Regions from separate parts of the Homo sapiens genome. Here region 2 is linked to region 1. Evidence: read pairs that join two places in POLR2A ChIA-PET (ENCODE). Cell type or tissue: A673. All regions are shown on one strand. Each heading gives the region's core, and the rest is flanking DNA. Links, peaks and the distances in the headings are about the cores only.

The links. ChIA-PET counts read pairs that join two places held together with the same protein. Peaks named below come from ENCODE experiments on the same cell type or tissue, not always from the same donor. Only the 100,000 strongest peaks of a DNase experiment are listed, where the experiment ranks them.
Region 2: POLR2A ChIA-PET joins it to region 1 with 6 read pairs; 2 of 35 experiments call an interaction of 5 or more read pairs at or near these places.

The regions. Positions count from the first base shown.
Region 1 is chr5:150,017,259-150,021,652 of GRCh38, forward strand. It overlaps HMGXB3 (HMG-box containing 3), which reads left to right. Exons shown (of 20, transcript NM_014983.3): 6 at 1,308-1,439. It also overlaps the pseudogene RPS20P4. Among named protein-coding and RNA genes, the nearest start is that of HMGXB3, 19 kb to the left of the region's middle. In A673, for the core only: no CTCF peak of the experiment used is centred there; no DNase peak of the experiment used is centred there; H3K4me3 peaks cover 135 bases; H3K27ac peaks cover 1,475 bases.
Region 2 is chr5:150,249,066-150,253,459 of GRCh38, forward strand. It overlaps CAMK2A (calcium/calmodulin dependent protein kinase II alpha), which reads right to left. Exons shown (of 19, transcript NM_015981.4): 7 at 4,379-4,394; 8 at 2,917-3,000; 9 at 2,685-2,779; 10 at 1,623-1,745; 11 at 1,161-1,244. Among named protein-coding and RNA genes, the nearest start is that of CAMK2A, 39 kb to the right of the region's middle. In A673, for the core only: no CTCF peak of the experiment used is centred there; no DNase peak of the experiment used is centred there.

The DNA of each region.
Region 1 (4,394 bases), core at 170-4,169:
TCTTAAATTTTTACTCTGCTTTCTTGAGGTGTTCAGAATGAGAATTATACATTGGCCATAACCTGAGAAAGGATCAGAGATGTTTTATATTCCACTATTAATAGTCTCTCACAAGCATGTAGAATCTAAGTGAATGTTTTCTCATTTCTTATCTCACTTTCTCAGCAAGACACGCCTATAAAATAGGAAGAACAGGCGATTTTACAGAGGAAGAAACTCAGGGCCCAAGAGTTAAGGTTCCTTACCACCAGGTCACTCAGTGTATTAGTGGCAAAATTGGAACCCAAAGCCTGGTCTTCCTCTTTTTGGTGCCATACCACTTCACGCTCATCCTTGACTTAATACCACTGTCATAATTGGAAGCCATAATTGAAGCCTTTTCCTTAGGCTTCCTTGCAGAGGTAGCTAATGGTAGTTTGGTGTTTCCCCAAGGAAGCTTTTTGCGTTTTGGCTGGGCTAGGGAAGCTGGGATTAATAGCTGAGTAAACATTCATATGTGACAGAACAAATATGACAGAGAAATGGGTTTTTTTCCAGCCTTAATCTAGAAGCGGAGCATGACTAATGAATGAGTCGTTTTTATTTGTAGCTGAAATATTATAACCCATAGTAATACATTTTGCTCAAAGGGAGATCAGTGGAGATGATAAGAGCCAGTGGCTATATATATTAATATGCAAATAACTACATTCTGTTGAGTATCAAAGGATAGGGCCTGGCTTATAGTCCTGAACTGCCCTTATTTTTTCAGTGACCATGGATCTATTTTTATTCTGAATCCCAGGTCCTTGGTTGTCTGAAGAATGAAGATGAAGCAAATTCTTTGAAGTATTTAGAGCCAGAGGGTGCAGCTGGATGCATAGAAGGAATGTTGGGCCAAGAATAGAGAAATATGGGTTCTAGGTCTAGCTCTGCCCTTGATTGATGATTTGAGGCAAAGCATTTAAACCTCAGTAGTAATAATACGTACTTAATACGATTGCTGAGAGTATTAAATGAAATATTGGTAAAGTGTTTAGCATTGTGTGGTGCCTAGCTCAATGCATAGCAACTATCACTTTCTTCATTCTTCTGGTACCTAACTGTAATGTTGGGCAATTGTCTTTCCCCATTTGAACTTAGTTTCTCCATTTCTAAAGAGTGAATTTGTTGTATTGTAGGACCTTTCCAACACTGACCTTTTATGATATGATTATGAATTGGTTATCTTTCCACAAGCTTGTGACCTCCTGGTGTTGCTGTGATTATAGTGGTCATCAGTCTGAGAGAGGTTGTTCTATTGATTCTGATGTGCTCTTTATTTACAGACCACTACATATACCCGCCGGGGCCATGGGACATGCACCAGCCCAGGGTGCTCCTTTACATATGTCACCAGGCACAAGCCACCTAAGTGCCCTACCTGTGGTAACTTCCTAGGAGGGAAGTGGATCCCAAAGGTAAGGTCCATTGGCTGTTGCTGCTTTGGAAGCCTCACAGAATAGACTTTCTGTTTGCCATTAGGAACAGGTGATTTTTAAAAAGTTAACATTTGTTTTTACTGTCTGACTATACAAGTAAATCATTTCCATTGTATATAGTTTGTTTAAAAAATACAAAAGAAAAATGGAATAAATTGTTATCCAAACTCATATACCATCCAAAGAAAAGCCATTATTAACATTTTGGTGTACTTCTTTCCAGTCTTTTTTTCTGTGAATAAGTTCTGTATCTGTTTTTTTCTTCTTCTTTCCCTTCTTTTTTTTTTCCAGTAGAGATGGGGTCTTCCTTTGTTGCTCTGGCCTCAAACAGTCTCCTGTCTCGGCCTCCCAAAGTGCTGGGATTACAGCACTGTGAGCACTGTTTTCCCTTTTATTTTTCTTTCTGTTTTTTCGTGGATATCTCCAATACTATAATATTTTGCTTTTTTTAATTTAACATATCATGCCTTTAAATAGTCTTCAAAATAGTACCTGTTTCATAATTTCCATGAACTACTACACCATGTTTATTTACTTGTTTCTGTCATCCCCCCGTCTGTATATAGAGATGTCTGTATCTATATGTCTTTAACATTTTTATTTAACACTCATCATCAGTTAACAATGTTTCTGTTTATGTCACATTGTGAGTTCCTTAATGACCTTGGTATCTCCCACAGCCTTTGCCCATAGAAGACACTCAATAAATAAATGAGCATCACTGCTGTGCCCTTCTGAAGTTCCGTTTAACATGTTGTCACCTGTGTATGCTTGGTGCGAACTAGATAAAACATATATACTTGCCACATTTTTTATATGAAACTATACATTTTAAGGGCTAAAATGGATGGAAGAGGCAGTAAATTCTCACCTAGTTCAGAGAGGAGAGACATTTATAAGGACTGAGACAGACAGGCAAGGTATTATAGAAGAGAGAGAGTTGAAGATTCAACAGAATTTGGGTGGGTAGAAAAGGAAAGAGAGGACATTATTTTAGTGAAAATGGCTTAGGTTAGGTTCGTGATTATCACATGTTTAACTCAGCATGGTCCAAACTTGTATGTGTAGAAAAACCTTGTATAGCAGCATACCTTAAACTTCTCTGGGGCAATTTTCACATCTCTTTGAGAAATACTGGGATGGTGACTTTTGCCCTCTGGATGAGTGTTTTGGCTTCTGGCTAAGTTCAGGGTAGCACTAATTCCAGGAGACAGGATAATTAAGAACACAATTCTGGAGTTAGCTACCTCAGTTCAGACCCCTGCTTCCCAAGGTTTTTAACTATGTAATCTTGGTCAAGACATTCTATATCTGTTCCTGGATTTAAGTTTTGTCTCATCTGTCAATGGAAGTTAGTACCTACTTCATTAGGGATGTTAGCAGGGTCAAATAAGATTATCCATATAGACTAAATGGCAGTTTCTGGTACATATTAAATCCTCAGTGAATGTCCTGCTATCATCATGATAGACATCAATGTAATTATTAGCCCTACTATTGCTCTTCATGTTGTCAGGAAGGGCCTAGTGCTAATGTCTCACAGGGGGTTTTGTCTAAGGCTCTTGTGCCATCTTCTCTGATGTGCCTCTCTGAAGCCATCAGTGTATTCACAATGTATTCCCCAAAAAGGCAGTTCTCTAACTGCAGTGGGGAGATTGAACTGGATAGTAGTCAGAATCTTCCTTGGCCTTTCTTGACCAATGCGAAACAGGTCTCAAATGACCATATTTCCTGTGCTTATACATGAAAGACTGTCAGTGATCACTGTGGGCTTATCCCTCCTTCAGGCTATTTTTACTTTGGCTTTTTCATTTCTTGTATGTGTGGCTTTCTTTTTCATTTCTTGTATGTGTGGTTTTTTTTCCACTTTGAAATAACTTTTTTTTTTGGGACAGAGTCTCTTGCTATGTTGCCTAGGCCCATTTCAAATTCTTGGTCTCAAGTGATCCTCCTGCCTCAGCTTCCTGAGTAGCTGGTACTATAGGCATATGACATCATACCATCATACCTGGCTTTAACTGAAACAGCTTTTTTTTTTTTTTTTGAAGATAGAGTCTTGCTCTATTGTCCAGGCTGGATAGCACGATCTCAGCTCACTGCAACCTCTACCTCCCTGGTTCAAGTGATCCTTATGTCTCAGCCTCCCGAGTAGCTGGGATTACAGGCATGTGCCACCACAGCCAGCTAGGTTTTTTTGTATTTTTAGTAGAAATGGGATTTCACCATGTTGGCCAGGCTGGTGTCGAACTCCTGGCCTCAAGTGATCCACCTGCCTCCCAAAGTGTTGGGATTACATGTGTGAGCCATGGTGCCCAGCCTGAAAAACTTTAGAGCCATGGTTCTCTTACTAAGATCAAGCTCATGGCATGAAAACAATTTTTTTCTTAGCTACCTTCCCCCATCTTGACTTGCTAAGTCAGAATTTACCAATGTGTTCTGCAAGGATTACCATGTCAAGAGTAGATACTGTGATTTCTAAAGCTTATAGAAACAGAATGAGTGTGAGAAGACAGGTAACATTTTACCATCAGTGCACTTAGAATTTTAGAAATAAATTGACTTTGATTATCAGCTACTTCAACTCTTTTGAGTTTCCAGCTAAGGAAAAATAGATTTTGAAAAAGCGACTTACTAAATTCACACAGCCAATTATCCCATTGCCTTTTCCACTAAACCACACTTCTCAGGCATTGCTGTGCTGTTTAGCTGCAGAATGTAAGACAAGCTTGTCCAACCTATGGCCCAGGATGGCTTTGAATGAAGCCCAACACAAATTCATAAACTATCTTAAAACATTGAGATTTTTTGTTTTTTAACAACTGGTAATCAATGTATTAAAATAGTTGACTTAAGCATCTGCAGTGGTGACTTGCACCTCAACTCCTGGCTCAGTACTGATGGAAGTAATTTGCTTAACAATCTCAGAAGGACTGT
Region 2 (4,394 bases), core at 140-4,139, 230 kb after region 1:
TGCTGGCCACCACCCCTTGGTCTGTGTCCCCATCCTAAGCCTCCACTCCAGGCCTGGGAGCAGCAGATAAGGAGGTTCCACAAGAGCTGGGGCCTCCGCCTCTTCCCTCATCATCCCCAGCGTGCTGACGGCTCCTCTGTTCCACTGGCCAGGGGCCCCTCAGTGCCTGGCAAAGGCCAGGCCAGGAGCTGTCACCACCCTGAGAGCACACAGAACCTGCAAGAGTGTGAAGCTCTGGGACCACCTGGGTGCCACTGAGCTTCCTCAGGGCCACAATCACTGTCTGAGTGCCTCAGCCATTCCTCCACAGTACTGGGCAGCTGGGGCGCCTCCCTGACCAGGGTCTCACGTTCAGTCATGTCTCACCCCCAAAAGCTCTCCCCAGCCACTCTGAACCACTTGTGGTGCCCCTAAGGGGTCAGGCGCACTTCCAAACTTCTGCACAGGCTGCTTCCTCTGTCTGGAACACGTTCCCATTCTTTTTTTTGTTTTTTTTTTTTTGAGACAGAGTCTCTCTCTGTTACTCAGGCTGGAGTGCAATGGCACGATCTCACTCACTGCAACCTCCGCCTCCCAGGTTCAAGCAATTTTCCTGCCTCAGCCTCCTGAGTAGCTGGGATTACAGGTATGTGCCACCATGCCTGGCTAATTTTTGTATTTTTGGTAGAGACAGGGTTTCACCTCATTGGCCAGGCTGGTCTTGAACTTCTGACCTCAGGTGATCTGCCCACCTCAGCCTCCCAAAGTGTTGGGATTACAGGCATGAGTCACTGCGCCCGGCCACACTTTCCCATTCTGACTCTAACTTGGCTAATACCTGCTTATCCTCCAAGGTCTCAGCTTAAACGCCCCTGGCTCCAGACCCAGAATACCATTGTCCTGCTGCATTCTGCCACCATCTTGAGGCTTTCCCAGGCATGGCACTCACCACTGCCCCATAACGCCCCAGGAACTTGTCTGTCCTCTCCACTAGAGCAAGGGCTCAGTCATTCACCGCTCACTCCCCAAGCCCAACCTGCTGTCCAGTATGCAGTAGGTGTTCAATAAATGCTTATTGAATCAATGAAGGAAAGAATTAGTGAGCGAGTCTCCTGGCCTCTGTGGAGACCCAGGCAGAGCTAGTCCCATGGCCAGGACTGTGGAGGGTGAGGACCTGTTACCTTCAGTTTCCTCCTGGCATTGAACTTCTTCAGGCAGTCCACGGTCTCCTGTCTGTGCATGCAGGATGCCACGGTGGAGCGGTGCTGGAGGAAGTAGGGGAGAGGGCTGTGAGTGGAAGGCAGGCTGGAAGACAGGCCCACCCAAGGGTACCCTTCAGCAGGGCATCTTAATGGAGGTGTGGTTGACATCTTGGGAAGAACGATTCATTGCTCTAGGAGATGCTTCAGGGTGTTTAGCATCCTGGCACCAGACATTCAATGCCAGTAGCACCATCAGTTGTATGCCAACCCAGAACACTCACTCCTCGTTTCCACATTACCCCTGAGAACCACAGCAGGGGCAGTCTCTTGGATTAAGCCCTCTTGGCCCCATGGGCCAGGGGAAGGGCCAGAACTCTGTGGGGGCCTGGATCATGAGGTCTGGAGGGGCTCCTGGGAGAAGTCCTGCTGAGGAAGGCTCACCGAGATCCAGGGGTGCTTAAGGGCTTCGGCAGCTGTGATGCGTTTGGATGGGTTAATGGTCAGCATCTTATTGATCAGATCCTTGGCTTCCGGGGTGACAGTGTCCCATTCCGGCGATGGGAACTGGAAGGGGCAGAGAGGCCAGGTTTGCCCAGCCTGCCCCAGGCCACCCCTGCGATCCCCCAGCCCCTGACTGGCAGGGGAGCAGGCAGGGGTCCTACTGCCCATCCACTCGGACATCCACACCAGGAGGAGTTGGGGCTCCTCACTGCAGGGGAGGGCCCTAGCCCCATACAAATCAGAACACGGCAGAGGGAAAGGAGGCCTCCCTCCAACCATCTTTCTGAGACTGTGCCTTATTTGCAGAGCAGCCGGTCAGTGGCTTTAGCCCAGACTTCAGAATCAAAAGGCCTGGATTCAAGTCCTGGCTCTGCCTCCTGGGCTGTGTAACCTGGGTAAGTCACATGACCTCTTGAGCTATCTCTAGAGATGTTGTGAGAATTAAATACAATATAAAACATACGGCACAGAGCTTAATAGCTATCTGCATAAAAGCAATATAGCTTGGTAGTTAGAAGCATGGATGGTAGAGCCAGACTGCCTGGTTCAAATCCCACCTCTACCATTTCTTAGCTGTGTGATCTAGGCAGTTACTTGACCTCTCTGTATGTCAGCTTCTCTATATGTAAAATGGGAATAATAACAGCACCTATATCATAGATTGGTGTGAGGATTAAATGTAATAATATGTGTAAAACATTCAGAGAGTGCTATAGAATTGTTAGCTATTATTATTTGTATATATGAGAGAGAAACAGAGAAACCCTGGCTTGGGAGGCGCCTCTCCCCTACTCCTCACTCCATTTTGGTGCTGCTTCTTGCCTTCTGGGGCAAGATAAATCTCCAATCATTAGGCACAGCATGGTAACCACCTGGCCCTGGTCAGTCTTCATGCTCCCCTGGGGTTCACCCCTGTGCCAGAACTAGAGAGTGGCTTGGCGCTGGCTTTCACTGGAAGGGCACCAGAGGATGATGGGAGCTGAAGAGAGGAGCGACACTCACATCATAGGCGCCGGCTTTGATCTGCTGGTACAGGCGGTGCTGGTCCTCATCCCAGAACGGGGGGTACCCAACCAGCAGGATGTACAGGATGACCCCTGGAAAGAGGACCAGAGAACCTTCAACCCCCTGTGGGGAGGAGACATGGGGGGAGGGGAGTGATGGGAAAGGAGAGAGGGGGCCCCAGAGGCCGGGGTGCAGCCAGGGGCACAAAAGGGCCTTAGGATGAACTCACCACAAGCCCACAGGTCCACAGGCTTCCCGTACGGGTCCTTCCGCAGCACTTCTGGGGAGAGATATCCAGGAGTCCCTGCAAACCCTGCTCCCAGACACACAGACAGGCAGACACATACACAGAGGTTGTCTCGTAAGTAACCTGGAGCAAGATCCTGCTGGAAGAGGGGATGAGGATTGCTCTGGAGCTGAGGAAAACAGCCCCTGCCCCTCAGGTGCACTTGGGCTTGTATTGTGCAACCCCAGTCGGCCCAAGACATAAGCCTGATGAGCCAGCAAAGCCTCTAGATCAGATCGACAACTACCTAGCACACCTGTCACCACTTCCCACTTCAGAGCCAGTGGTAATCAGCCACAGAACTCCTTCCTACTGGGTCCTGACTCAGGATCATAAGCTTCTCAGCACCACTCTTCCAGGAGCCACTAGTGATCCATTGCTGGTGGCTTCAAGATGAAATGCACCTGCCATGTCAGCCCCAGGCTGAGAGCTAAGCCCACTCTGCACCCCCTTGTTGGAGTTGGTCATGGGATGTCGGGAGGCCTGTCCTAACTGACTTTGCCCCTTGGGTACGTCTCTTTATCTTCTAGTCCTTGTTTCCTCATCTGTCAAATGAAGGATTAGGGATTCCTATCTTAAGTGCCTCCCAGGGTTGTTGAGCCGGTCAGTTCAAATAATGGACACCTGAGGTATTCTAACAAGCACTTTTAAGAACACTTACAAGTTACCGAGTGTGTATGCTAAGCATTGGGCTGAGCACTTCATATGCCTGGTCACATTTAATTCTGACACCACTCCTGAGGGACACACAATTATTATTCCCATTTTACAGATGAGGAACGAAGGCACAGAGAGGTGAAGTGACTTAGCCAAAGTCACATACCTCATAAGTAGCAGAGTCGGGATTTGAACCCAGAACTCTGGTTCTTAACCATGGCTCAATATTGCCCACTAAAAAGTACTCCCAGGTAGCTTAAAGAGACCCAGTTATACCAAAATCACAAAGCAGGCTGGATCATCTGAGTTAAGTCCTGGTCTATCCCTTTTAAACTTTCTTGACCTTCTGCAAGTTTTCTGCCAGTTTTTTCCTCATCTATAAAATCAGGATAATAATCTCAAGCACCTAGACTATTAGGGCAGCTCTGTGGAAACTTCCCTAAGGCCTTCAACCACAGGGAGCCCTTTGGGGAGGAGAGATGGCGGAGGGGAGTGACAGGAAAGGAGAGAGGGGGCCCCAGGGAGCCCTGTGGAAGGCCGTAGGGTCCCATGCCTGAACCCTGGGGACACAGATAGGTGCTGCCCACTGGCTCAGAGGCTGGGTGGGACAGGGCCTCTGCTCTACCAGCCCCGGCTGGCCCAACAGCATCTCCAGCCATACCCACTCAGGCAGGGGGTTCCCAGAGGCTTATGTGTCAACACAAATGGGTGCTGACCCCCAACACTTCTGCCAGCCCACCCCACTTACCAAACCATGCCTGCTG